2 separate regions of the Homo sapiens genome follow, and region 1 is linked to region 2. A link is a loop called in an ENCODE intact Hi-C map of the cell type or tissue named here. Cell type or tissue: PC-3. All regions are shown on one strand. Links, peaks and the distances in the headings refer to the core of each region. The heading gives the core; the rest is flanking DNA. Region 1 overlaps LAMA4 (laminin subunit alpha 4). Region 2 overlaps LAMA4 (laminin subunit alpha 4).

What was found. Hi-C counts contacts between places; a loop is a spot of excess contacts. Peaks named below come from ENCODE experiments on the same cell type or tissue, not always from the same donor. Only the 100,000 strongest peaks of a DNase experiment are listed, where the experiment ranks them.
Region 1: it touches region 2 in a loop (5-fold over the local background); 4 of 110 quality-filtered maps call a loop at or near these places.

What each region holds. Positions count from the first base shown.
Region 1 is chr6:112,230,100-112,233,023 of GRCh38, forward strand. The region is part of intron 2 of LAMA4 (laminin subunit alpha 4); the gene reads right to left. Among named protein-coding and RNA genes, the nearest start is that of LAMA4-AS1, 5.0 kb to the right of the region's middle. In PC-3, for the core only: no CTCF peak of the experiment used is centred there; a DNase peak (open chromatin) is centred at 1,712; H3K27ac peaks cover 1,325 bases.
Region 2 is chr6:112,178,784-112,181,707 of GRCh38, forward strand. The region is part of intron 9 of LAMA4 (laminin subunit alpha 4); the gene reads right to left. Among named protein-coding and RNA genes, the nearest start is that of LAMA4-AS1, 56 kb to the right of the region's middle. In PC-3, for the core only: a CTCF peak has its summit at 1,509 (motif pointing right); a DNase peak (open chromatin) is centred at 1,518; H3K4me3 peaks cover 279 bases; H3K27ac peaks cover 1,141 bases.

The sequences.
Region 1 (2,924 bases), core at 264-2,763, 51 kb after region 2:
AGGATATGATAAATCTACTTTTTGCCATTTTAAGAAATGTCCATGTATGTCTGTGTTCAGTCCCCATTTGTTCACCATGCACCTGGCAGCTGTGCAGTAAATGCTTGTTGAGTGAATGAATGAATTTCTCCTCCAAATGTGCTTACATTTAAGATAGCACAGCCTCTAGACCTAACTGATTGATCTGCCATGGGCATGACATGACACACTGCAATCTGTTCCTTGCAGTGGATGTAATTTCCTATAGTTAAGTCCTTTGGAGACAGCCTGAGGCAGCAGAAAGTCTGAGATCATCAGTATTTCAGTTCCAGCTCTACCTGGGTGACCTTGCCCAGATTATTTAACTCTAGGCTTTGGTTTCCCTTTCTGAAAAAATGGGGCTGCTCACCTTATTACCTTCTAGAATGGTTGTGAGGATCAACTAATATTTAATGCATTTAATGTTCAATATAAAGGCATAGAAATTGTTCTGTAACTATTAGTTTCTTCTCTTCTTTTTGGACTTGTCTGTACCAGGGTTATTTGTTTTAACTGGTTCTCCTGAGTGAGCTGCCATTCTTTTTTTCTTTAGGGCACACAGCTTAGCAATGTTTAAGTTAGTAGTTCCTTGTCTTTCTTCCTTGGAAGACTTAACTCCCTGAGCACAGAAACTGGATTCACCTGATTTGTTGCTGAATCCTCAGTGCCTTCATAGAGCAGATGCTTAATCAATATGTATTGGATGTGTCTTGGCATTACAGAAACACAGAATGCCAGAGCTGGGAAGGACTGTATCTAATTCTTAATTTTAAATTTGGGAAAACTGAGGCCTAGCGAAGAAGCAACTTGTTGAAAGCTGTTTACATAGAGCAAGGTGATGCACCATTAGTGCTCTAGTCACTCAACCACGCTTCTTGATGAGGATGATGATGAAGAAGAAAATGATGCTGGAAAACTGTGGCGTTATTGCTGAAGCTCACACCTCTTTTGGGCCTGCAAACAAACTTATGCTGTCCATCTCTGCCTTTCCCTGGAATACCCGGGATAAAAGTCATCTCTGTTCAAGTTTATCAAATTTATCAAGAGTCTCATAGAAGATATCCCATTAGTATGTCTCCCTTTTTTCTCAGGAAAGTGCCATTGTCATCAAAAGGTCTTAATACCACTCCCCAGTCATCTTGGAGGGGAGAATGCAGGTGATGGATGGGGTAAGGTGGAGTGACCTCTCTTAAGCAAACTCAGGTTTGCTCCATGAGTGTGTGTGGCTGAGTCCATATGGACACCCAGACTATCAGATAGTCCTCAGAGACAGCCCATTAGGCCTCTCTTATTACTTGGTTTGACATATGGCAATTATTCTCAATTTAAATACAATAATTTATAACTGATGTTTTAGTTTTTAACAGTTTTTATATAGTGTAGATAGAAATAGACCACGAAGCAAATAATGCAGATCCCTCATTAGCAAAGTCAACCTCAATAGAAGCCAGTCGTATGACATCCAGCTGTATCCCTGACACCTCCTTTGTTCCATTTGAGGGATCTGACAATGGGCCCTGGAAAAGGATGCCTCTTTGTGTAATATACACCAGCATGTGTGCAGGTGTTTCCCTCATGAATCAGAGGCAGATGTCTGCTCAGGCAGAATATGTGGCAGCTTGACATATGTCTGGCCCCACCTAACAGGAAAACTGTGGCCCATAAATTGTACTAATAAAATACCATCACTGCAATTCTGACTGAGCCATGAAACCAACACCTTCATCCTTCAACACTAAGGAAGGCTATACCCCACAGAGTGTTTGTAACCCGTTCCAAACTTAGGATTGTGTGTTGAACTCCCACTCTGTCATGTGTTTTATGAGTCAAATTTTATGAGACAAATGATAATGAAATTCGACTCCAAGTGCTCTTATTTGTAAAATGTGAGCAGTAGAACCCATTTAGCAAATATTTTACAACTCTGCTATGTGTCAAACACCTAAAAAGCCTCAGAAGAATGGATCTTTAGGCTAAAATCCAAGTATTTCAGAGTGGCAGTCGGCTCAGGGACACTGGTAACAAGGCCATTTCCAAATAGTTCATTAATAAACAAATACACCAAGCACCAACTGCTTACAGAAAGCAAGGCAGATGAATTACCATCCTGAACACTCAGCTCCTTAATTTGGGGAGCTTATTTAAAAAACAGATTTTGCAACAAGTGGTAAATATACAGGAATATAATTTTAACTACAGTATCACAAACCATTCATAAGCTACTTCTATTCCTTTTAAAGCATGAATGGTATTCAAAATTGCTACAGAATTTCCATCCTTTTCATGTTATTTAAGGGTATTTTGTATTATTTCTTCCCCTAATTTCCCTTCCCTAAGATTTCATTTTTAGATTTTTGTGAAATACTATTTAATGTAAATATGTATTTTCTTTAACTTTTCATTTATAAATAGCATAATGTGTACATTTCTTTTGAGTAAAAATTTTGGAGGATAGTTTCAGAATTGCTTTACAATATACCATCATTTTGTAGCTTTGAAATTTTGCCCCCAGATAACTGTTGTGATCGAGATAGCTATTCTGTTACAGCACGTTTCTAAAAGTGAAGGTAAAGAACACAAACTAAAGTGAAAAGAAAATGACTGCAAAGGGAATGGCAATGTCTGGGGTGCAACAAATCTAGTATTCACACTGCCATTTTAATGACAACAAAATAATACACATTTATGAAAGGAAATGAATGGGGAAGGCTGAGAGTATTTGATTTAAAGCAATTCTGTTATCTGTCATTTGAAGAAAAAAATTGTGCTGATTTTAAAACAATACTTTCATTACAGATGTTTCCAGACCCCTTCCCTGATCCAAGGAAACAAAATACCATTCAGCAACAGCCCAGATTTAGAGATGGGACTTGTTCCAATATAAACATTTCTTAGCTAGACCTTCT
Region 2 (2,924 bases), core at 225-2,724:
AACTGCCTTTCATATGTAATTTATTCTTCAAATTTTTACTGTATCTCAAGTTGCTGGACTAGAAAATTGCCCATGTCTGCTTATCATTTTGACATTGTGCTGACTGAAGAGCTTAAAGTTTCAAAGAGAAAATTGTTGAAAAAATAGGCAGACCTTGAAATGCACCATGCTTCCAGTGGCTCCTGGGTGGTCCAACCACTGCTGAAATTGAATTACCACAGAGATTTCAAGGATTATTCTCACTGGCCTAACATGCTGTTTTCAGTGCTTCATTCCAAATTCCCATCAACATTGATGGCACTTGTGTACAAATAACTGCTCAAGCAGATTTGGCTCAGCGTGAATGGAGCTCTTCTCCGAGAAGCTGATTCCATTCTCTCAACTTGGGAGATTCTGTTTCAGAGATCTCACACAGTATTTGTCAAAAATAATGCCCAACTCAAATGTGGCCTCTGAAGAAAGGGTTTGTGTGGGCGTCTGTGTGTATGTGTGTGTTTTTGTGTGCGTGGTGAAGGACAGAATGTGATCTAAGAGCACAGAAATGATTCAAGGCTAGGACACCACCCTGTATGCACAGCATGGGCGACATGTACTTACTTTTGGGATTTGAAGGACTGATCTATGGGTTATATTTAAGAGGAAGAGAAGTTCTTTAGTCTGGCATTTGGTCGAATGCCCACTTGCCTTGTCTGTTGCTTTTTTGGCTCAGCTCTTTAAAAACTGCTACAATACGTGAAGGAGCTGTGGGGTGATCTGCCACACAGAGCGCTGGTAGACCCATTATACAGAGTTTCCTGAGGATAGGGAAGTGGTTGTTTTAAACTTCTCTCCTTTCATCCAGTATTCTACCCAGAGGATTATGCCATGATTTTACCGGGAACGTTTTTACACTCTCCAGGAATAACCCAAGCAAGTGGCCCTCTCAGATGGTCAAGGAAGAGAATGCAGAAATGGTATTATAACAAACACATGCCCAGAGGCTTTTTATTGGAGAAGGGTAATCCCCTCCCTACAGAGCAAGGCTCCTGTAGTCACAGAGCCCACTGTGCAGCGGCAATGTGGTCATCAGTCCCTTCATAAACTGTGGGCTCTCTGAATGGACACTGTCTTCTGAGTCATTATACTCCTTCCTGCAATTCCAGTCTTCTTCTTGGCTTGTTCCAGTGCTTTCCAGAAAAACAGTATTTGTGGTCATTTTAAAATTAAATATGCAGAAACTATAATAAATCTTAATATTACTCCTCCCTGCTTTTAAAAAATACGGACACAAGCATTTAAAATTTTAGAATTTTTAATGAGTTGATCTTTGATCCAGTTTAAGTTATATTTGCAAAGCACAACACCCCTAGTTTTTACTTTGGCTTGATACTTCAGAGTAAAGCTCTATTGTTATTCCTATGTCATTAAACTTATTATTTTTTGATATGGAAACTTCAGTTGAAGTGATGAGAGACAGCTGAAAAATGTCATGCCTATAAGAAAACCTCTTCTTTTTGACAAACGCCAGAGGGCGCTAAGATACAGGTAGATAGAGATATATAGCTATTGATATACTGTATATATGACTGGATCAGTGGCAAAGAGGAACATCTATTCCTTTACATTGTAAGATGACTGAATTGAACCTATAGTGATGGCTTATATGAATGTTTATTTTTCCTGTAACTTTGCCTGTGGAAGGAAAATAATGATATAGGCACGTGGGAAAACAGGTGCGCCTCGGTTTAAGAAAAGCTGAAATTAAAAAATTACCTTGTAACTGTAAACTAGTTGGTGGTTTACATTACAAATGTATTAGTCATTTGCTCATCTCAACAGAAAATTCTTCTTGTACATATTTGACATAAAAGTGGCAAGGATGTCTTGGTAATATAGTACATAAAAGGTAGATGACGTGAGGATGATAACCAATATCTAGGGTGATCATATATTTTATGGTTCAACCTGGGGCATTTTTGCACATGAAAGGGAGAACTTTTAGTAATTATTCTGGGACACAAGCATAAACAGCAACAGTCCTGGACAAACCAATAGTAGGAATATTGGTGTGCTACTTCAGAATTTGTACAGTAATATCTACTTCTGCCTACCTCCTAAACATTAATGACCCTAAATTCCTTTCCAGCCCTGATTACCCTCTGAATTGCAGATTCACATCTCTATCTGCCCTCTGTGCCATCACAGATATTTCACTTTTAAAATGTCCAGAGTAATCCATTCGTGTTCGTAGTCTTAGTCATCCACGTCTCAGGATGGAGCTTCTCTCTTTGCCATTTCTCACCTCCAACTGGTCACCAAGTCTGTTTCATTCCACCTGCCACTCTGGCCTCTCTTCCTCTTTTCCATGACCACAGTCTCAGTTCATCCTTGTTCTGTGCAAATTCTTTTCAAATGAAGGCAAGACAGCAACCCACTGCTCTCTTCTCTAGACCACTGTGGCGGTCTCCTAAGCAGTGCCCCTATTGTCAGTCTTCACTGGCTAGTCTATCATCCACACTGCAGAGGGACGTTTCTAAAGTGCAAATCTAATCAGCTCATTGTTCTGGGTAAATACCTGAATGACTTCCAGAGTCCACAGGCTGAAGTCCCCATGTTCACGAGCGTGTTTGGGAAGGTTCTTCACAATTGGGCCTCTGACAGCTTCTTCAGCATTATCTCCTCCTCTCTCTGCCTTACAATGAATCTTCCACAAGGCCACAGTTCCAGTCCCAAGAACTTAGCACGCTGCTTCACATCTATCTGTTCTCATAGTACTTACCCCTTGCTTGGGAGTATCTGATAAACTCCTACTCATTCTCAATATACAGGCCAATACTCACCTTCTCTGAGAAGCCTTTCCTAGTGTACCCATGCCAAAATATTTCACTATTTCTTCCTTAGAGTTACCGTTTAGCCTGTACCATGTTTCTCTTATTAAATGCTGT